Regions from separate parts of the Mus musculus genome. Here regions 1 and 2 are each linked to region 3. Evidence: chromatin loops called from intact Hi-C (ENCODE). Cell type or tissue: left cerebral cortex. All regions are shown on one strand. Region 1 overlaps Il12rb2 (interleukin 12 receptor, beta 2). Region 2 has its middle 14 kb from the start of Tacstd2. Region 3 holds the start of Gm38825 (a long non-coding RNA gene).

Region 1 (8,000 bases), 140 kb after region 3:
AATGAAATGATTGCGGTCCTAAGAGGGAACTTTGTAGTTTTAAGTGCCTACATTAAAAAAAAATCAAAGAAACTAAAATGAATAATTTAAAAATAAATCTTAAGGATTTGGAAAAACAAGAACAAGCCAAACCTAAAAGTGATAATCGGGAAGAAATAATTAGTAGTAGTGATAAAGTTAATAAAATAAAAATGAATAAAAAACACAATACAAAGAAACACTATGTTGCAAACCAAATTCAAGAACGTATAAAAATGATCATTTACCTTGGTCAAGTAGCATTTATTCCAGAGATTCGGAAATTGCTCAGTAAACAAAACCTAATAAATGTTATAAATTATATAAAAGGGCTTGAGGACAGAAACCACAGTCATCCCAATAAAGGCAGGAAAGGCTTTTGACAAAATACAGCATCCTTTCTGTTAAAAGCTCTGAAGAAATTTGAAATGGAAGAAAAATGTCTTACACATTACAGGGTATATATAAGACACATCCACAGCCGACATTATGTTTAAAGTGAGATAGCTGCAAACAAGGCAAGCATATCTACTTAATCCACTCATATTCAATATAGTGTTAGAATATTAGCTAAAACAAACAAATAAAGTGGAAATTTCTGGTTTCTTTGGAGACTTGGTTGTGTCATGTGGTGTTTTTCTGGAAGCGGTCTTATGAGAGGATGTTTTGCTGAGGCGGACACTTGAGAGGACATGTGATGTTCAGAAAGCGTATAAGTAGAACCCTACAGGCAGTGAACGGCACTCCTGCATTGATTTATCTTGTAATGCTTTGCTGGTCACTTGTTGTGACTTCATAGAGAAAAAAATGCCAAAGAATTTCTTGTGCTATTCTGGATGCTTCTTGCTGCTTCCAGGGACTAGTGCTGATTTGGCAGAGCCTGAAAGTTTTTTTCTGGATTAAGCTGTTACTACTTATGCGTGGTTGGTGTTTGCTGACTGGACTGGACTGCCACTACTGACTCATGTGTGGAGTTGCCCCAAAGAACTAATTCTAAACAGTTCCACATCTCCTGTCTTCTAGTAACCTTTCCTCTCCCCTGCCTTTGGTTAGTGGGCTATAAGGGAGATTGAAGCATTTAAGAACCATTATTAAAGCAGATCTTGAAAAGTCTAAGCCTGGAAAGAAACAACAAGAGAAGAAAATAAAAGGAGTACAAATAGTAAAGTAAGAAATTAAAGTATATCTATTTGTAGACTGTCTGATTGTATGTATGAGAGCCTAAAAATTCTATCAGAAAACATTTAGAACTGATAAACTCTCATGAAATTGGCCAGATACAAAAGCAACACACAAAAGTCATTAGCTTTCCTATGTATCAATGATGGGCAAACTGAAAAAAAAAAAAAAAACAAAAAACAAAAAACCAAAAACCAGGGGAATAATCTCACAATAAATAAAAGAATAAACTAAGGATGTAAAAACTTTAACTTTTAAAATTACATTTTATTTATTTATTGTGTATTCATTAGCTTGTGTATTATAGGTGAGTATACTATAGTTTATGTATGGTGGCTAGTGCCCAACTTGTGAGAGTCAGTTCTTTCCTCCAATATGTGGCCCCAAGGATAAAACTAAAGCCATCAGGCCTGACAGTAGGCACTTTCACCCACCAAGCTCTCTCACTCTCTTTATAATGAAGACTTTAAAACACTTAAGAAAGAAATTGAAAAGGACACTAGGCTTCCCGTGCTCATGGATCAGACAAACCAATATTGTAAAAATGGTCATTTTACCAAAAGCAACCTAAAGATTCAGTGCAATACCATCAAAAATTCCAGTTGCATTCTTCACAGAAATATAAAAAACAAATCTTGAAATTCCTATGAAATTAAACAAGAGACCTTACAGAGCCAAACAATCCTGAGCAACATGAATCCTGCTCAAGGCATTGCCCAAGCTGATTTCAAGGTAGTTTATGGAGCCACTGTGATAAAAACAGCATGGTGTTAGTGCAAAAACAGACATGCAAATAAACAGAATAGAATAGAGGACCCCGAGGCCTGGCAAAATGACTCAGTAGATAATAGCACACACTACTCTTGTGGAAGACCCAAGTTCTGTTTCTAGCATGTATATAAATGGTTCAAGACCACCTGTAACTCCAGCTCCAGGGGATGTGTCTTAGGGTTTCTATTGCTGTGAAGAGATGCCATGACCACAGCAACTCTTATAAAGGAAATCGTATAATTGGGGGCTAGTTTATAGTTTAGAGGTTTAGTCCATTCTTGTTTGGTCCATTTTTGTTGGGAAGCGCGCTAGCATGCAGGCAGACATTGTATTTGAGAAGGAGCCAGGAAGACTAAACTGTCACATTGGACCTGGGAAGCCCATTCTTAGTGATACATATCCTCCAACAAAGCCACACCCACTTCAACAAGAGCACATCTCCTAATAGTGCCACTCCCAAGGAGCCTGTAGGGGCCATTTTCCTTCAAGCCACAGGCTCTGAAGCTTTCTTCTAGCCTTTCTGAGCATTCATTACAGTCTTGATCTACACACAAACATGAACACACACATCCATACACACACACACATACACACACACACACACACATACACACACATAATAAAAAATAAAAATAAAAATATTTTGTAAAAGAAAAAGAATAGAGGACCTAGGTACAAGTCCATGTAACTAAAATCACCTAAATTTTGATCAAGATGCCAAAAAATACATACATATTGGGAAAAGACAGCTTCTTCAACAATGGGTATAGGAAAATTGGATATCTATGTGCAAAAGAAAAAGAACCCCCAAGTTACTGTCTCACCTTATACAAAAATTGACACTAAATGGATCAAGGACCTCAAGACCCAAATCTCTGAAAATGCCGAAGGAGAGAATACGATTTTATGAGTAAGACTCCAGTTGTGTAGAAGATATGGTAAACGGTGAATAATTGGGTTTTCAGGAAATTAAAATGCTCTGTGCAGCTGCCAAACAAGTGAGAATGTAGCCCATATAATGTTCGCTAGTCATACATCAGACAAGAGATTTATATCTTGAATCTACAATGAACCCAAGAAACTCAACATTGGGTACGATATAATGTCAAACATCTTTAATGCCAGCATTCTGGAGTGAGAGGCAGGCAGAACTCTGTGAGTTTGAGACCAGCTGGTCTATATAGTGAGTTATAGGCTAGCCAAGGCTACATAGAGAGACCCTACCTAAAAATCTAACAAACAATTAAAGAGGAACATGGGAGGGAAGGGAGTTTGTGTGGGTTAACTGGAACTAAGGATGTATGAAAAACTCCCATAAAAACCCACTACTTTGTAGGCTAATTAAAAAAATATGACATTTTTTGAAAAAAGGACCTTGAACACAGGTGCTCTGCCTGGGTGGCAATGTTTCCATAGAAGATATTTATTAAATAAAAATCTCAGTGCCAGGTACAGGGTATTTCCCCATGAGTTATTGGATAGAAGTTCCCCCAAATAACTCTCCCCAAACAACACAGGCTATTGACATTGCTATTGTTCTTGGTTGCTCACCAGAATTAAATGGTAAGAAATGAAATACTTTGCTTATAGGACATAGAGAAATCAAACAGGAACTGACTTGAAAAACGTGTTCCTTGCTGACCAATGTTCATAGTGTTGGAAGGTGCTGTGCACACAGCTGTGAAGAAAAGCCTGCATGCTACAAGACATGTTGGGATGACATGTCCACTGGTGAAACAGTGACTTGAAGGTTATGGGGCAACCAGCCACTTGGGGATGAGATTTGAGCCCTGTTACACAGTAGGAACGTATGCCTGATACTGTAAACCTGGACAGAAACCCATGGTTGAGGTGACCAAAGGCCCTAGAGAGACCCTACTATTGCTGCCTTGCTCGATGGACATGATGTTAAACTAGCTTCTAAATATTTAAACACAGATTAGTGCTGACTAAAACTTGTCTAGAGAAGTATCTCTCTGCAGTGGTCAGCAGCTAAAGTACTGAAAACAAGTTACTCTTGAGTATTCAACTCTAACGGGGACATCTATATCAGATGCATATCCGGGACTCAGAAAACACTGCAGAAGAGGGTGTAGAAAGAATATAAGAATTTCCTCAGTTTCTGTTGTTATGTCCCTCTTTAGAAGGGGGAACAAAATACAGGAGGAACTATAGAGACAAAGTGTGGAGACAGATGGCAATGCCATCCAGAGACTGTCCCACCTGGGGAAACATCCCGTATACAGTCACCACACCCAGACACTATTGTGGATGTCAAGAAGTGCATGCTGATAGGAGCCTGATACAGCTATCTCCGAGAGGCTCTGCCACAGCCTGACAAGTACAGAGGCGGATGCTCTCAGACAACCATTGTACTGAGCATGGAATCCCCAGTGGAGGTGTTAGAGAAAGGACTGAAGGAGATGAAGGGGTTTGCAACCCCATAGGAAGAACAACAATATCAAACAACCAGACACCCCCACCCCCACCCCCATAGTCTTCATGATCTTCCAGGGACTAAACCACCAACCAAGGAATACACATGGAGGAACCCATGGCTCCAGCCACATATGTAGCAGAGGATGGCTTTGTCAGGCATCAATGAGAGCAGAAGCCCTTAGTCCTGTGAAGGCTCCATGCTCCAGTGTAGCAGAATGCCAGGACAGGGAGGTGGGAGTGGGTAGGTGGGTGGGGGAACACCCTCATAGAAGCAGGGGGAGGGGGAAAGGGATAGAGGGTTTTCGGGGGGGGGTACTAGGAAAGGGGATAACATTTGAAATGCAAATAAAGAAAACATCCAATAATAATAATAATAATAATAATAATAATAATAATAATAATAAGACTATAAGAGCCAGTGGATGAGATGAATTCTGTGAAACTCTGTGTTCTGACTACAATATGCTCATCGTACTCATGAAGTCATTATAGTGACCTGCACAAGACATGTAGAAGATCAACCTCAAGCCAACAATATCAGTCAATTGTGGATTTATTGGGTTACAAAAAGAAAAAAAGAAAAAAAAAGGAGAGGACATGAAGTGGGGAGAGAGATGTGATGGGTTCCTGAGGGAAGTGAGAAAAGGGACTTGAGGACTGACAAGATCATGATACACTGTTTGCATGTATGAAAATTTCAAAGAATAAATAAAAGATATTCTACTAAAAAGAAATTGGTGAGATTAACTTAATACAGTATTTTCTTTAATCTAATATAGCCAAAATATTACTTTAACACCCAACAAATTTTAATGTTGAGAATTAAAAAAATGAATCAATAGAGTTGGTTATTTGATAAGATAAATTATAATGAAAAATCTTTAGTCAAATTAATCAAAAGAAATAAAAATTCAAATAATAGGATTAGAGAATAAAAAAAGACATGGCAGGAAATACCAACGAAATGCAGAAAATCATAAAGCTATATCTTTAAAAGCTACATCCCACTAGATTGGGAAAAAAGGGAAATAGATAACTTTCTAGATGTCTACGAACTACAAAACTTAAACCAAGATAAGAGAACTAATTTTAACAGACCTGTAACAAACAATGAAAATGGAGCCATAATTAAAAACGATCCAGGTTCATATGGACTCATTGTAAAATTCTACAAGGCTTTAAAAAAGAACTACCACCAATACTTTTAAAAATTATTCTGTAAAATGAGAGGGAAAGGAAGATTCTAAACTACAAAGCCAGTTTATTTTAATAGCAAACACAGTAAAGACATAATAACAAAAGAAAAGTATATGACAACTATAGAGCAATCTCTCTGATGAACATAAATGTAAAAATTCTCAACAAGATATTTTTATTTTACACTGTGGCTGTCTTCAGACACAGCAGAAGAAGGCATCAGATCTCGTTACAGATGGTTGTGAGCCACCACATGGTTGCTGGGATTTGAACTCAGGACCTTTGGAAGAGCAGTCAGTGCTTTTAACCGCTGAGCATTCTCTCTAACCCACAAAATATTTTTAAACAGAATACAACAAAAATGTCATTAGTCATGATCAAGTTGGCTTTATACCAGTGGTGCAAGGATTGTTCAACACATGCAAAGGAAAGAAATTAGATGATCACTGCCATAGATGCTGAAAAGGCATTTAAAATTCTGGAGAATATTGAGATAGAGAAAAAAAAATTCAACCTGACAAAGGTTGCATATGCAATCCTATTAAGATCATGAGCACAGACATCTTCAAGTTATAACTGGAGTAATAGACAAGAGAAGGAAAGTAAAATAAATACAAGTAGGAAAGGAAGAATTCAAAATTCTCTATTTGCAGATAATATAGTTCAGTACATAAGATAAAGAGTCTACAAGAAAAACCCCTGGAGCTAATAAACATTTTCAATAAGGTGGCTGGATACAAAATAAATATGAAAATCAGTACCCTTCTATGGTGGTTTATATAGGTTTGGTCCCCATAGATTCATGTATTTGAGGGCTTGGCCCACGGGGTGTGGCACTATTAGGAAGTGTGGCCTTGTTGGAGGAAGTGTTTCAGTGTGGGGGTGGGCTTTGAGGTCTCCTAGTGCTCAAGCTCCTCCTAGTCTGGAAGAGCTTCCTCCTGGCTGCCTGAGGAAGACTGTTTCCTCCTTGGTGCCTGCAGATCAAGATGTAGAACTCTCAGCTCCTCCAGTACCATGTCTACCTGCATGCTTCCATCCTTCCTGCCATGATAATGGACTGAACCTCTGAAACTGTAACCAGCCCCAATTCAATGTTTCTCTTTATAAGAGTTGTCTTGATTATGGTATCTCTTCGCAGCAGTAAAACACTAACTAAGGCATCTTCCTATATACTAATGGGAATCATTCTGAGAAAAAAAATCAGGAAATTAATCCACTTATAATAGCTTCAGAAACAAAATAAATAAAACCCCACAAACTCATCTTGGAATAAATTTAAGGAAGGAAACAATAGACCTTTACAAATGAAAACTCTTAAAACATGGAAGAAAGAAATTGAGGAGTACACTAGAACTGACAAATGGAATCTTATAAAATTAAAACACTTCTGTATAGCAAAGGAAACTGTAAATTAAGCATCAACGGGGGTGGACAGGAGAAAAATTTTGCCAGCTACACATCTGACAGAGGGTACAAAGAGAGCTAATACAAACAAACAAACAAACAAACAAACAAATACACAAACAAACAAGTAAATAAAATCTAAACATCATAAAAACATTCACAAAATGAGCTATGGAACTGAGCAGGGGGCTAATACATATTTTTAAAAAAATGTTCAACATCCTTAGTCATCAGGGAACTACTGACTAAAACTACTTTGAGATTCTACTTTACCACTGACACAATGGCTCTTATCAAGAAAACAGAGAATAACAATTGCTAGTGAGAATGTGGGGCAAGGGGACTTCTTTCATCACTGTTGTTTGGAGAGTGCCAGGAGCCATCTAGGGGACAGGAGAGTAAACTGGGACAGTAACTATGGAAATCAGTATGGGGCTTTTCCCATAGAGGTGCACTAAAGCTGCCTTTGACTCAGCTGGATCACTCCTAGACATGTGCTCAACGTGTCTGCCTTATGGCAGGCACACTGGTACATCCACATGGAATTAGCCTAGATGTTCATCAACAAATGAATGGATGGTGAATATGTGCTGTGCATAACACACACACACACACACACACACACACACACACACACACACACAAATGGAAAATTCCTTAGCTACAAAGAATATTATAATTGAAGGAAAAAAATGAATGGGGTTGGAAAATATACTAAGTGAAATGAAAAGTCCAGACCCAGAAAGACAAACATCTCATGTATTTTTTTTTTGGTATGTGGATTCCAAGTTTGATTTTTTTTTTTATTTCAGTATTTAAGCTGGAATGGGAATCTGCCGAGGCTCAGATGCAAGAAAAGGGTCATGCAGAGGCCTGAGGGTGGAGGTAAGAGGCTTTCTTAGGGAATAGTATAATTCATATGATATGAAGATTGAGATGGGAATACTGAGCAAGGGAGTCTAAACAGGGATAGGGTGGAGAGATGGGAAAAA
Region 2 (8,000 bases), 360 kb after region 3:
TTACAGAAACACAAATGTGATGAGACCTACAGCGGGACTTAGAGATGTGTGATATCACTCTTCATGGAACTAGACAGTTGCACACAAAGTTATACTGATACATCACTGAAGTCAATGTACTAGTAGAGCAGTGAGTATCCATCTATTATTAAAAGCACTACACAATTTTAATATACACCAATAATTTATTCTTGTTATAAGGACTTAGTGTACTGTGAATGCAGCAGAAATAACTTTTTGGCCTATGCAAAGGCAATGGGTTCTTAAGAATAACCATCTACTGTCTGCTGCTTAAAGAACACCTTAGCGAGGACCTATCCAGAGTTATGGCTCAGTGAAAGAGCACATGCTCAGAATATTCACAGCTCCATGTTCCAATTCTGTGCATCAAGTATGTGAATAAATAATTAAAAATTGATCCTGCCGGGCGGTGGTGGTGCACGCCTTTGATCCCAGCACTTGGGAGGCAGAGGCAGGCAGATTTCTGAGTTCGAGTCCAGCCTGATCTACAAAGTGAGTTCCAGGACAGCCAGGGCTATACAGAGAAACCCTGTCTCAAAAAAAAAAAAAAATTATCCTAGCAGTTTATCAAAGAGCCACATCAATGGATCTAAAGCCCTTCAATGGAAGCTAAATGTTCTTGACTGCAGTGACAGTTAAATAGTAATGTAAGCAGTCCCTTCCAAGTGTTATTCCTGAGTTTGTATGGTTAAAAGGTAGTCCCTTCCAAGTGTTTTCATTCTCTCTCTATTTAAATTGTGTTAAAACCCCACTGTTTATGTTGATTAAAGCCACTATCTATAACCACATGTACTGACACATCTTTCTAATACTTCTTTCCATGTCTCTGTCAGCCTGTAACACCAGCGCTCAAGATACACAGGTAAGAGAATTGCAACCTGGGGCCACACAGTGAGACACTGTCTCAAATACCAAAGATATTTATGTAATCATTTTATGTTCAAAACTTAAGAAATGTCCTTTATCACATACAATATTGCAAAGCCACACCTCTTAAAACATGAATGAAGTCATTTCAAGGACTCACATAGTATGACACCTACCATTTTTTTTCTACTGATTTATCATAGGTAGGTCTCAGTTTGAATGCCTTGTCTGCCAATAATGCTACAACGGTTATAGTTAGAACAATGTTTGGGTGTGGTCACTAGCTTATTTTGGTCAGCAGTTCCTTGGAGAAAGCTTCGTAGATACTCCACTGATTTGGATGGTCAACTGTGATGGGATGGATGCTTGTTGTGGCAGAAATCAAGTGCTAAAGAGGAACTGGGACACTTCACTTTTAACCTATAATTTTGGAACAAAAAGGTTTACTTTCAGAATGTTCTTGAACAGTCTCTGAGAAACACGGAAGAAGTACACGACTCTGGCTTACCTCTGTGTGAGGATCGGGTGTGGCGGCAGTCCCAAAGGCGCCAGGGACTGCAGCTAAGTCGTATGACTTGCACCTGACTTCCTCATATAAGCCACAAACATCTTGAGAGTTGCGCAGGTGTACCAGGATACCGGTGAATCCATTTTGATGGAGATATGCCCCTGCTGCCCTGATTAGCTGAAGCTGCGTGCCTGGTGAGGTGGCGTGGCCTGTTGTGCGTGGATGGGAACTGAGACTATTTAAGAGTGAGAGGCCCAGGGTTCGGGAGAGATATAAACAAGGGAGATATAAACAAGGGAGATATAAACAAGGGAGATATAGAGAAAGAAGAAATAGGACTGAATAAACGTGTGCAGAAGGATCCTGTTGCAGCGTCGTTCTTCCTGGCCAGTTGGGCGCGGGCAAGACCTCTGTATTCAGGAGCACCAGCAGTTTGGTAGCACAGATTGTCTCTTGTCAGCCATCCTACTGAAGTGCTACATAGACCAGACCATAACTTGGCTTGCTGGCCTTGATGTGTCCACCACATGAATGTTCCAAGTTAGAAAGACCAGCCCTGTAGCTAAGCGCATTAACCCAACTAGTCTATGGATATCTGTTAACCTAGAGTTTCAAAAGCAGGCAACAACTCAAATCAATGCCAGGAAAAAAAAAATTCAGATAGACAATAAAAACAGGTTTCTTCAGGGACAGTTTTATACTGTCTCCATCATTAAAAACCCAAGTAAACAAACTTGCCATCATTAGTCACACACATGTCCTGGTATCATTATATGATGCAAAAATGGAAACTGTTAACTAGCCATTTTCCTTTGAATGAATATCATATGAACCAAGGGTCACTGAGTCACTGGAATGTGGCATTATTTCTGGAAACCCCCATGTAGCCATCCTCTAGGTCAAGAGCCAGAACATGATCAGGACTTCAGAAGCCTTTCAGGGGCTCCTCTTCAGATGTTACCACTGTCTAACATTGAAAGCTGTAAATTAATTTTGTCTGTTTTTAAAAGATTTATTTATTTTATGTATGTGAGTACACCATTGCTGTTTTCACACACACCAGAAGTAGTCATCAGATCCCATTACAGATGGCTGTGAGCCACCATGTGGTTGCTGGGAATTGAAGTCTGGAAGAGCAGTCAGTGCTCTTAACCACTGAGCCATATCCCCAGACCTAATTTGGTCTACTTTTGATTTTTATATAGTACATCAGTTCTGCAGAAGCACTTGTGTACTTTTAATTTTTACCTAGTACCGGTTGGAACAACCTTAGTTTCTAATTTCCAGACAACAGCACACAGTTAACGCATTTGCTAACTTAGCATTATTTTCAACACTGAAATAGCCAGGCACTAGCTGAATAAAAAGTAGTGATACCCAAATCTATTCTAGGTTCATTCAACAATGCATCCTCCCTCTCAAAGCTCTCTCTCATCCTCTCACCATCACTTCACTCCCATGCCAGGAATTAGCTGCATCGCTTGAGACTGAAAAACACTTACCCAACTAGGAGAAGGCACTCGACTTGCATGGCCCAGGTTCTGTCCAGGAAGACTGGAGTAGCAGCAGTCACTGTCCTTAAAATTCATGAGGGTCATTGAGGGCTGCTGTCTGCCCCCCTAACGTTACTTTCCCAGAGGAACTCTTTCCCACAGGGCTGTGACAACTTGAAAGCAGGACTTTGTTCAGTTCTTAGCAAAGAAAGCTAAAATGTATCTGATATCCCACCCTCTTCTTTTTGCATAGGTTCTAGTCAACACCAATACAGAGCAACGCAATGTGTTTGCTCACCAGATCGGATAGAAAATTACTTAAAATATTAAACTTAGAGAATGCTAAGTTAATAGGAGAAAACTTTCTACTCAATGCATGTTTTTTCTTCATTGCTTCTGTGTCACTTCTGATATGAACACATATAGATTAATTATTTTTAATTTTTTGTTTTTACTTTATGTGTAGGAGTATTTGTCTGAAAGTATGTGTGTGTGACATGTGGTTGTAATGCCCAAGAAGTCTAGAATTGTGCATCAAATTCCCTGAAAATTGGAGTTTTAGACATTTGCGAACAGACATATCAGTGCTGGAAAGAGACCTTGAGATCCTCTGCAAGAACAGCAAGTGCTCTTAACCACTGAGCCATCTGTCCAGCTCCAGCAAAGGTATAAGTAAAATATGGCTTGAGTACACATAAAAAAACTAAGTCACCAGTAGTACTGCTTTTTTATTTGTGTGTGAGTGTCTATAGTATTTATGTACCTATTGGCATATGAGCCCTCATACACATGTGAATATGATCAGTCTCGCCAAATCAGTGAGCTCCAGCTTTAGTGAGAGACCCTGTCTCAAATAAGGAAGAAAACGATAGAGAAAAACTTCATGTTAACCTGTGCCTTGCATACCCTGACATTTTTGCTCTAAGAAGCTAGAGAGACTTGATGGTGTGGAGTGGGGTAAACCACAGTTCTTACTGGTTAACTAAGGCGAATATGAAAACGGACAATGAAATCAGTCCTTCAGCTCACAGACTTTGCACAAAAGTTTCTAACGTATTTTTGGCAGCTGTGCCTATTGCTATTGATGTTCCTAGTGGGTTATGATAGGGGACTGAACTGGTTCTGGCACAGTGAGCTAGTAGTTAGTCATTTAAGCTGTGCATCCCAGCTAATACTCAGAATTCCTCACCTGTTAGTTTGTCATTCTCATTATCAACTAACAAGTCCCAGTCTTCTGGAATATAAGCAATTACATAGTATGTGAATATAAGCATGGCACAGTTCTACTAAGAATGGTCACTGTAAGATACATATAAAATGTTCAAGCAAAGTACAGGGCCCAAAACGAACTGTGGCTCCACCTCTTGGATGCCTGAGCAAATTGCATTCCTGAGTCATGGAAGGCTAAGGGAAAGGGAAGTGGAATCTAATCCACTGAAAGCAACAGGAAAAGTTACAGCTGACCATGGAAGGGAGAGCTCCAGGAACCTTGTAAATCCCATTTCAAATTTTAATTGTTTTCCACCATAACTTAAAAATGAAACATCTTTATTCACTTTTGGAAAAAAAATATGGAGAAATTATCACTCTGTGGTAAAGCTGACATTTGACCTTTGACATTCTTTTACTTTGACTCTCACATGTGAGCTGTTGTTACCAAGTTTCCTTAGATGCATTTAGGACAAGTTCAAGATTATGTGTACATAAATAGAAATACTCAAGATGTGAATTTAGTAGCAGATGTTAAGGAGCAGACATAAAAATAGGACAAATGAAATATCAATGGCAGCTTCCCAAAACAAAACAAGCAAAGAAGCAAACAAAAACCACTGGCCATTTCCATTTACTGTGGAGTCCAGTTTTAGAGGAACAGCTTTAGAACCCATGGAATGTGGCCCAATAGTTAGCATGACCGTGCTTGTCCCTGAGAGAGTCAGATCCCTGAGGACTAAGTGTCCTGAGGACTTCATGTTGTCATGGAGCATAGCTCTGCTTGTGGTACTCTCAGTCTTCACATCCTTCCTAATCTAAGTGTTGTGTGAAGATTCTAAGGGGGCTTCTAGCCCCTCACTGGGCGACATCATCCGCACTCACAATAAAAGTGCGTGATCTTCCTCAAGCCTTACTGTTAGAACAGGTAAAAGGTTCAGTCGTCACCCTAGGAAAGACCTTCAAAATGTATATTGTCAGCAGTGACCACCACCCTTAGAAAGAATTTGAAAAATTAAATTGTTAGTGAGGTTATGTTAAGATGTTTTCGCTAGTGACATTGAAGTAGAAAATCTTAGAAAGCAATCTGAAGTTCATTCAGAAAAATATACTCTTGATAGTTGAGCTGGGAGATTTTGAGGTTAGGAAACAACAGTGGTCTTCTTCTTCTTCTTCTTCTTCTTCTTCTTCTTCTTCTTCTTCTTCTTCTCCTTCGTGGGCATTTTTAAATTAGTGATTGATGGGGGAGGTCCCTGACCATGGTGGTGGGGTCAATCATGGGTTGGTAGTCCTGGGTTCTATTAGAAAGCATGCGGATCAAGCCAGTAAGCAGCACCCCTCCATGGCCTCTGCATCAGCTCCTGTCTCTAGGTTCTGCCCTCTTTGAGTTCTTGTCCTGACTCCCTTCAACGATGAACAGGGACTTGGATGAATAAGCCAAATAAACCTTTTCCTTCCCAAGTTGCTCTTAATCATGTTTCATCATAGCAATAGTACCCCTAACTAGGACACTGCGGATGAAATGGTTGGCAGACAGCAGGGTTAGTGCCAGAACATTTGGGTAGAAACCCTGTTTGGCAACTATCAGATTTCTTAAATTTTTTTTAATGGTATATTAGAGAGTTGACAGCTTTATTTATAATCAGGGAGATTCTAAAATTAGCTCCATCCAGCCAAAAGTAATATCTCTGACAACACAGATTCCTATTATTCTGTTAGTAGTGTAGAAACATGCTGGCATCCAGACAGCTGCTGAATAATTTAACAGTAAAACTAGAAAAATTTACTGAGAGGCATGTAAAGTCCTCACTTTTTTATTTAGATTTCTACATTTTATGTGTGCTTTCCTGCCTGCCTGCATGTATGTATACCATGTGATTGCTTGGTGCGCTCAGAGGTCAAAAGAAGGTGTCAAGTTCCCTGGAAGTGGGACTACAGATGATTGTGAGATACCATGAGGGCACTAAGAATGGAACCGAAGTTCTCTGCAAGAGCAACAAGTATTCTAAACTGCCAAGCCTTCTCTCCAGACCCCACCCTTTTTAGAAGGATCTCACTATGTAGCCACGGCTGGCCTTTAATCCCAACATAGACAAGGCTGGCCTCATAGACAAAGTTAGCCTCAAACTTAAAGAGATCCATCTGTCTTTGCTTTCTGAATGCAGGAGTTAAAACTGTGTGCTACCCAGTAGAGCTGGTCCTGGTTGCAGGGGGTTTGCAGATGAGTTAGCAGCAAGTGTGTCTGCCATTTGGTGGAACAGGTGAAGAAGAAATAACCCCTACCCCAACCCTTGCCACTTGCAACTGTCCAGAGTGCTGGCACCAGGATCATGAGAGCAGAAGAACAGGCCCTGCACCTCTCCTGGGCATCACAGAGGAGCTAGCCCTGGTGTCAGGGTGGAGGTGGGGATGAGCTGTCCCTGAAAGCATGAGCTTGGGAGATGTGACCCAGCCACTTGTTTCTCATGAAGTGGTGTAGGTTAGGGAGCTCTGCCCTTACCCTTTTCCACCTATGGCAGGTCCTATGGCCCTGAGGTCATGAGCTGTCCCTTTCCTCACCAGCTACAGCACTCAGGACATCAGGGCCTGTATCTTGCCTGAGCAACACAGTAGACCTTGCCCTGCTGGTGTGGGTGCAAGTGAGCCAACCCCCAGGACATGAGAGTAGAAGAGCTGGCTTTGCCTCCTGCTGGATGCAGCATTGAGTGAGAGAGCTGACATAGGGCTTGCACTGATGGTATGGATGCAGAATGACAGGCTGATCATCTCAGCGACTACTCATGCTCAAATACAGGGCTTTGAGTTGGCCCACCCCACCATCTATCCCATTTGTGAACTGCTGAAGCATGGAAAGGGACTGGTTCTATAGATCCAAAGCTGCAGTGTCTCCATGACACAGGGTAATAACAGGATATCTAAGAGGAGTCCTGATGAGGATCCAGTATTGGTCACATAGCAGAAATCAGAGGCCTCGAACCTAACCAAAGACTCTCACTGCAATGATGAACATTTGCAAGTAAAAAAGTGTGGACAAAAGAGTATTCTGTGGGCCACATTGTCACACACTACAGCTTCCACCACAATTAGATGTTTTTGTCCCCCCACCCCTTTTGGGGCGTTTGCAATGCCAGAGGGAAGATACAAAGGGCTGGGGAGAAGAGTGGGATTGGAATGCATAATGTGAAATTCACAAAGAATCAATCAAATGTTAAAGAACAGTGTATACTGCTACTCCTGCCCCCAAATGGGAGGCTTTCACATATCCCAAGCTCATTATGTAGCAAGGAATGACTTTGAACTCCTGATTCCCTGTCTCTACCTCTTCAGTACTGGAACTATCACCATCACACCTGATTTCTGCAACACTGGAAATGGAGTCCAGAGCTTCATCCATGGTAGGCACACACTCTACCAGCTGAGCTACATTGGAAGCCTCATGTATTCTTTAATTGGATCAACAGGACACTAGCTCCTGTCCTAAGATAAACTCTACTTTTCAAAAAACAAAAATTGAGGAACAAAGTTAAAAACACAACATGGAATTGCTGGAAAAATAATTCCGGCTCAGTATAATATCACATACATGAAACTAGCATTCTGGAATTGAGGTGAGAAGATTGAGAGTTCAAACACATCATCAGGAATAAAAACAGGAAAGAAGGGTAAGTGTTGAGATCAGTAGGTGAAGCAGAAAAATGACACAATTTTAAGTGCAGTGTTTACTTAGTGCTGCTAACTAAGGATTCATAAGTAAATAAAATTTGTTCAAAAATAATTTGCACATTGCAAGTTAAAGATTATATTTATTGACTAGAGAGAGGTTAAGAATACTTGTTGCTTTTCCAGATGACCCAAGTTTAGTTCCCAATACCCATGTCAATGCCTCAAAACTGCTTGTAACT
Region 3 (8,000 bases):
CTCTCCCCAGGAGGAACACGGGCAGCACCCAGGGTACTCAAAGAGGAGACCAGGAAGCACTGTGGACTCCCTATTTGGGACTTTGCCCTGCCTCCCCCTGGAGGAGTGTGGGAGACGCCTGGGCACATCTCAGCACAAAGGCAGGACACACAGTAGAACCTTCCCTCCTCCCGTTTCCGTCGAATTGACAGACACTGCAGCCTCTCAGAAAGCATTGCCTGCCCTGCTCACGCTCAGAGCAAAGCTCTTATGAAATAAGGCAAAGCTTTGCTTGGTATGGCAGGAGGAAGGACGGTTAGCGCCAAGACATACGTATGAGAAGATCAGTCTCCAGAGCATCAGAAAGAACACTGTTAGGTTTTGTATTACGGAGAAAACGCATGTCGGGTGACGGAACTACTTTCCTTGTTGCATCCTTAACTCGTTACTTTCCAGCCATCCTCATCATCAGTGAGTTCCTACACATCTGCCACAACATAATGAGCATCGTGGAAACAACTACCTTAGCAAAAGTAAGCTACAGAGATGATACCATTTCCTTTAAAGATAGTCCAATGCAGTCTTTGCAGAGCTCGAAAAAAAGCAATTCCAAGTATTTTTTGTGGAAACACAAAGGATCATATATAGATAAAGCAATCTTTTTTTTTTTTTTTTTTTTTTTGTTTTTTGTTTTTGGTTTTTTTCGAGACGGGGTTTCTCTGTGTAGCTGTTCTGGAACTCACTTTGTAGACCAGGCTGGCCTCGAACTCAGAAATCTGCCTGCCTCTGCCTCCCAAGTACTGGGATTAAAGACGTGCACCACCACCGCTGGGCTAGAGAAATCTTAAAGAGAAAGAACAAAGCTGCAGGTATCACACTTGAATTCAAACTATGATACAGTTTAACAGTAACAAAGAGAACCTGGTCCTGGCACAGAAAAAGACACACAGATCAACTAAACACAGTAGAGGACCCATACAGGAGTAAAACCACACAGCTAAAGCCACCTAATTTTTGACAGTCATCAAAAACATACAAAGGAGGAAAAAGAGCTTATTCAACAAATGTTACTGACAAGGCTAGACCTCTACTAACAGAAGAATGAAATTAGACCTATGCTCTCACCATGTACAAAGATCACTTCCAAGGAAATCTAAGACCTTGGTTCAAAACCTGAAGCATTGAAACCGCTAGAGGAAAACATGGAGATCACACATCAAGATAAGGGGTTTGAACAGGTCTCCAGTAACACAGGAAACAGTAACACATAGCGTTGCATGAAGTTAAAAAGTTTCTCCACAACAAAGGAAACTATCAGCAAAGTAAGCAAACAGCCCACAGAATGGGACAATACAGTTGCCAACTCTGCTTTGGATAGGGTACTAATGGCTAAAATGTATAAAGAGCTACAAAAATTCAATAGCAACACAAGCGAAGCAGCCAATCAACAAATAGGTTTATTGAGATGAATTTACTGTTCTCAAAAGGAAAAAGCACCAATAGCCACTAAGAATTCTTTTTAAATATTCAACATCAGAGAAATGCTAATTAAAACTTTGGGATAGCATCTCAGCCCTGCAAGAATGTTTGTCATCAAGGAAGCTGGGTCAGTGAAATGGCTCAGCAGATAAACTCCCTTGCTGCATAAGCCCGAGTTCCATCCCAGAAACTCCTGCTGAAAGACGAGCCCAAGCTCCTGAAAGTCATCTTCAACCTCCACATGCGTGTGCGGAATCTACACACCCACACTCTCATCCACACAGCAAACAAAAACTATCGTGTTAAGCAAATCAAGGGACTGGAGGAATGGCTCGGCACATATGAGCACTGGCTGGTCTTCCAGAGGACCTGAGTTTGATTCCCAGAAGCCACACAGTGGTTCACAACTACTTGTAACTACAGACCCAGGGCATCCAATGCCCTCTTCCAGTCTCTGCAAGCACCACACACACATGTGGTGTAAAGTCATATATGCAGGCAAAACACCCATACACATAAAATGAAAGAGAGAACTAACAGCAAGCGCTGATTAAGACATGGGGAGAGAGGAGCGTTTCCTTACTTCTGGGGGAGTGCAAACTAGCATCACCAATATGGAAATCGGTCTGGAGCTTTCTCAAAAAAATTCAAAAGAGAGCCACTGTGTACCTTGCACATATACCCAAAAGACTCCCTATACTACCCTAAAAACATTACATTGCTGCTCTATTCACAATAATAATAACAATGAAACCAGCTAGAAGCTTATCAACAGACAAATGGATGAAAATATGATATAGTATTGCATTTTACTCGGTCATAAAGAAAATTGCAGTTTTGAAATCGGCAGGAAAATGAACAACTTTGAAAAGCATTAGTTCAAGTGACCCAGGCTAAGAAAAGCAGAAAGCATGTGTTCTTTCTCACATGTGGATCCTAGTTCTTAATGTACTAATCTTTTACCCAGAAGCAGGAGTAAACGTGGGGAAAGTCTAGAAAACTAAAAAAGCCAAGAGAGGCTAAGAAGAGATGCAAAGAAGGGGGCGGTGGGGGGGGGGGAGCTCATGTGGCCTGGAAACATCCAGAGACTGGGAGAGAAGGCTATGAGCTAGGAATGAAGGTAGAGACAGGGCAAGAAGGACAACCAAGTTGTAAAATCCATAATGAGCGTGACACAGGGGTACAGGTCTTTAATCTCAGCAAGTGAATTAGTGTGTGTTCAAGGCCAGCCTGGTATGCATAGTAAGCTTTAGGGTAGCCAGGGCTCCAGTTTCTTCAAGGAAAGAAAACCAGAGTGATGCCTAGCATTTTATAAGCTAATTTAAACATATACAACAAACAAACCCAAACAAAACCAACAACAATATGTAGCATCAGTTAGAAGGAAGGAAAAGCCACTAACCTTCGAGAGGGAAATGCTGTGAGCTGTGAGCTTGGCAAGCCCTGTGCTGGTCACCAAGCAAGTTAGCTTTAACTCTCACAAACAAAGGGAAGAGCACACTCAGTGCCCATCTCACCAGAGCTCCTCCCAGGACTGCAGAGAGAATAAGCACTCACACAGTTAGATGGTAGGCAGTTTCTACAGGCTACAGACTTTGTTATCTGCTCTTAACATGCACGTTTCAAAACACTACTCTCATTCAACACTGCCTTATGGGAAGTGGTTTCAGAACTATTTTATAGGTGAAGAAATAAAAACTCAGAAATGTTAAGAGCCTTGTCCAAGTCCAGATATGCCCATCAGATGGTTTCATATCGAGATTTTGGGGGAAAAAGTAGAGGGGGAAAAATCATTGTAGCAGTATTAAATAGATACCGGAAACTAAACTTCGTAAAATAGAAGGAAAGGCTGGAGAACACCCACTAGGCTGAGCCCTTCAGAAAAGGCACCAGACACTGCCCTAGATCAGCAAGCTAGACTGCTATGCCAACTGCTGACTCACAGGACCAGACACTTCCATCTAGAATGGTGGCTTCGTGAGTGCAGCAGGACCCTGGATGGTTCCATTTTCATGCCTTTAATCCACTCTCATTTTGAGTCTTCTATGAATACATCTCAGTGGTGGGCGCTCTGACTCATACAGAACAAGTAAAGGGGACTGAGAAAGGTGGCTTTGCCTTTCAGACTCTGGATTCAGGAAGGATGAGGAGCGAGAGACAGCTGCTGAGCGACATTCTACCCGTCACTCTGCCCTCTGACAGGCCAGCCATCTGCTAAGAAGTCTTTGAGGGGATATCAATGGTGGGATCTCTCTTCTCCCTTTATTTGTTGTTTTGATATCTCTCCGGAGTAACCCAGGGAGTGAGTTCACTACTTCGTACCCCCTTTCCCTGGGCCTCGCTGGCGCTACCCCACACATGTGCTTTGACTCTATGGACTTCTGAGCTTCATTATCCACTTTCAGCTCTCCTGTCCAGCGTGCAGCTCCGCCACCACAGTAACTAATGGACTGGTGACCTAAGTGAGGCATTTTGTAAATGCTACCCAGCAGTGTTAGTGCTCATGAAATACTCTCTGCATGGAATTGTCAGGAGGATTAAATTAAAGAACGCAAGTATTTGTCTTTTTGTGCTGAGGGCAGAGCAGTGCAGTTATCACATCTGGGCCTGGACACTGGAGCCTGGCCCCTGATCTGATCATCTAAACTGCACCTCAGCCACAGTTTATCTCTGTGCTCCTACTTTATCACCCTCAAATCACAGAAACCATTGATTCATTGTCTCCCTCACTTCTCACAGGTTAGACAGCCTGTGATCTGGGCTGTAGTCCCAACATGTTACTCATTGACTGGCACATGGAAGCTTCAGTCCCTGACTACAGGATGCAGGCACATGTGTCTTAGGGGAGTTTATAGCCAGGCTGAATCTCCAGTAATGAAGATCCTGGCAGGTATGTGCTCCATCACAATTACAAAGAATAATGACCTTATTGACTTCCTTAAGGTTATTTTGTAAAATATCAAGGAATAACTGTCTCTTGAGGAGTAAACTCTTAGGAAATGATAGAGCTTGGGCCTACTCCTACATGGCTGGCATGGGAGAAAACAGAGAGGCAGTGCCTTTCACAGTGTTGAGGTTCACTAGATCCCCCACCGACCCCCACAAATAAACACTTCCTATGGAGTGTTCTCCTCTATACATTGCACTCTAGCATCTCAAAAACTCTTCAATCCTGACGTCAGATACTGATAGGTTCAAGGTTATCAGTACCAGGTACCTGATCAAGATTTACTGTATGGGAAAGGGTCAGCTCTCTGGAGCTTCTGCCAGTGAGGTTGACCTTTATGCCCTGAAGCATTGCCTCACCTCCAGGCCTTTGGGCAGACAATACCGCTGTTACACTGTCATGCCTCATGTGTGGACACTGGCAGCAAGCAGAGCTTGAAGGCTCACAGCCTCTCGCTTAAGGGTTTGACCTAGAACTTCTAACTTCAGGTAATGTGACAGGCACCACAAAGCAAGCACCTGACCTCAGACTTCCATGGCACTTGTCACATCCTAGTCTATTAACTGTGTCATATTGGGTGCATTATTGCCAGTCTGCCTGACCAGACCACTGGTTGTGAGACAGCCAGGGCCACGCCTGTTCTGTTCACAGTACTGTCCCCAGCAGCAGAACATCCAGGGGGTGAACAAGACGTAAACCTACTGCTTCTCAGTGTAGGAATGCCGAAAGGAAAGAATGAAAGGCACAGGAGAGATGGGGTTCTGTTCTTGGTGTGTAGTGACGATCTCACACCCTGAGCAGTTGAATAAAAGTTCCTGTTCTACTTTCCCATGAGTACCCTTCTTCACAAAAGGATCAGTTTTTTTTTTCTTTTTTCTTTTTTCTTTTTTCTTTTTTCTTTTTTTGGAATGGGGGAGAGGGTTTGGAGACTGTCGCACATTGTAGCTCTGTCTTGAAATTCTTTATGTAGACCAAGCTGGCCTTGAACTCACAGAAATCTGCCGTCCTCTGCCTCCTGAGTGCTGGGATTAAAGGCCCAGCTAGATTTGTCTTTCTTAAAAAGTGCTTCTCAGAAGGAAGAGGAGAATAATATGATCAAAATAGATTTTATAAAATTATCAAACAATTTTTTTTAAAGTTATGTTAAAAAAAACTCCACCCCTTAGCATGGTCCTGTTGCAGGAAAGTTGGATTGCTGAAAATGTCCTGGGGAACCCTGTCTGCCTTCTGTATCTGCTCTGAGACCTGTGTCTGCCCCACCCTCCCCAAGCCCTTGACACCAGGCATTCTGGGCCAGCTCACTACTCCTAGACTGTTCTGTCATATCCGGTCACATCCCAACCCGATGCCCTGATTTGTGAAGGACAGACATCATCTTACTTACACACCAATGACCCCAAATTCATAGCACATATTCCTCGTTTTAAAGTATATAATCCAATCACTTCTGGTACATCATTACACTCACCATCTTCTGCAACTATCATCCAGTTTCAGAGCGTTCATTACCTCCGAAACAGACCCTGGACTTGTGAAGCTGCTATGTTCCAGTACCTAGTTCCTGGCTTTCAGCTGCATGCCTCCGTAGGTCTCGATGCACACACCGTGTAACTGACCTTACAGGTCTCCATTTAAAGCTCACCTCTTCTACCATCTTCCTAACTGTGTTAGATCACTCTGAGCACCTTTGTACACCATTCTGAAATGCTTGCAGATGATACTCCATTTCTGCCTCTACTTTCTTTCTTTCTTTCTCAGTCTTGCCAGCTGACAGCTTGATGCCTAGCTCCATTTACAACATCTACTGCATCAGGGCAGAAAAGCTTCTTACACAGCGATGTTGATTACAAGGATAAGGTGGAGGTTCCAGTGTCTAGATTTCAGGACTGGCTCTGCTGTTTTCCAGCTGACTAAGCATGCGAAGATGAGTTACCTTCTCTGTGCCCCTGAGGCCTTTCCATGCAATGATAATGTCAGCAGACTACAGGCTGGAAAGCTGTGCCGAGGAAAGACACGTGGAAAAGCTTCCCAGTGCACAGTAATGTTTCATAAGTGTTAATTTGATTAATTCTTGATTATGAAAATAACTATCATGATGACATACATCATTTATAATAGGGGCTCAAGCATATGATGTGGGATATAGAGTAGGACCTCATACTACCTCATGCTTTGAAATTTGTGATCCTACTTTAAGAGGCAGACATGGGGCACTGCCCTGTGTAACTTCTGACATTCTTGGCTCAAGTAAGCCATTGGCTAAAGAAGATGGTTGAGATGCTCTCTGAAAGGCCTCTTGCTATCCAGGCAGAAAGCTTCATCTTGATCCGTGCGGATACTGGGCTGCCTTATTCTAAGTGGTCAGATGCTTTATGGAGAGAGTCCCAGGAGCCATATGTGTGCTATAGATTTTGACCTTGACTCCAGGAAGCAGCAGGAGTCAGCTCTGGAAAAAGCTTGTTTGTCTCTGTAATCCTCATTTTCTTATGAATAAACTAAGAACAGGAAGAGAGATGCTGGGAGAATTTAATGAAGTCATAGAGCTGAAGCAAATACAAGACCTGGGTCCTTAGAAAATTTTCTTTTTTCATCTTTGAAGCTCGAGTTACTCATCTGTAGAGTGAAGACGATGACGTTAGAATCCATCTGCTTGGTAATTCATGAGGATTCTTCCAGCTTAAAAATACACCGAGACGTATTAGGCTTCATTTATTTAAATATATTTTTTATTATGTTTATGTATGAGTGTAGGTATGTACATATGCATGTAAATGCCATTAAAACCAGAGAAGGGTGTCAGATCTCTTAGAGCCAGAATTAAAAGCAATTGTGAGACAATTAATGTGGGTGCCAAGAACCAAAGTCAAGCACGCTGGAAGAGCAGCAAGCACTGTTGGCTGAGACTGCTGAGCCATCCTTCAAGCCCCTATTTTCTTTGTTTGGCGTGTATGTGTGTGTGTGTGTGTGTGTGTGTGTGTGTGTGTGTGTGTGTGTGTGTGTGTTTATGCTCATTGGTGTGTGTAAACTGCAGAAATTTGAGTAGAGGTCACAGGACAACCTAAAGTTAGTTCTTCACCTTCTATCAGAAGCTCAGTCCCCTTTGCTGTCTTCTGTTGCTTATACCAGTCCTGTGTTTGCCTCCCACCTCCCCGTGGGAGGACTGAGGTGTCAGAGGGTACCACTTCTCACCTCCCCGTGGGAGGACTGAGGTGGGAGATGAACACTATTCTGCCTGACTTCCCTGTGAGTTCTGGAGACTTGGTCCTCATGTCTGCATGGTAAGTGATTTATCTACTGAAGCCATCTTCTCCCCAGCAAAATTTACTTATTTATGAAATAAGATCAGATTTGTAGCCCTAGCTACATTAGGCAACTCAGGCTGGTTTTCCTCCAGGGAGCCTCATGTTTCAGCCTCCGTAGTGCTGGAATTACAGGTCTGCGGTACCATATTAGCCATAAGAGATTCTGAGCCCAAATCATCAAGCTAGCCTGCTTCTGAATTCTTGACATAATAAATGCTCATTGTTTAAAACCAAACATCGAAACAACAAGAACAACAACAAAAACAACTAAGTTCTGAGGGCAATTTGCTATA

Evidence for each region. A loop is a pair of places that touch in the nucleus more often than their neighbours do. Peaks named below come from ENCODE experiments on the same cell type or tissue, not always from the same donor. Only the 100,000 strongest peaks of a DNase experiment are listed, where the experiment ranks them.
Region 1: a loop joins it to region 3, with 3 times the contacts of the local background. A loop is called at or near these places in 24 of 42 quality-filtered maps.
Region 2: it touches region 3 in a loop (2.8-fold over the local background); 7 of 42 quality-filtered maps call a loop at or near these places.

The regions. Positions count from the first base shown.
Region 1 is chr6:67,323,066-67,331,065 of GRCm38, forward strand. All of the region lies in intron 8 of Il12rb2 (interleukin 12 receptor, beta 2), which reads right to left. Among named protein-coding and RNA genes, the nearest start is that of Il12rb2, 49 kb to the right of the region's middle. In left cerebral cortex, no CTCF peak of the experiment used is centred here; a DNase peak (open chromatin) is centred at 919.
Region 2 is chr6:67,545,496-67,553,495 of GRCm38, forward strand. No RefSeq gene overlaps it. Among named protein-coding and RNA genes, the nearest start is that of Tacstd2, 14 kb to the left of the region's middle. In left cerebral cortex, a CTCF peak has its summit at 4,262; no DNase peak of the experiment used is centred here.
Region 3 is chr6:67,183,658-67,191,657 of GRCm38, forward strand. It overlaps Gm38825 (a long non-coding RNA gene), which reads right to left and starts at 3,035. Exons shown (of 2, transcript XR_869158.2): 1 at 2,861-3,035. In left cerebral cortex, no CTCF peak of the experiment used is centred here; DNase peaks (open chromatin) are centred at 3,456, 4,165 and 7,033.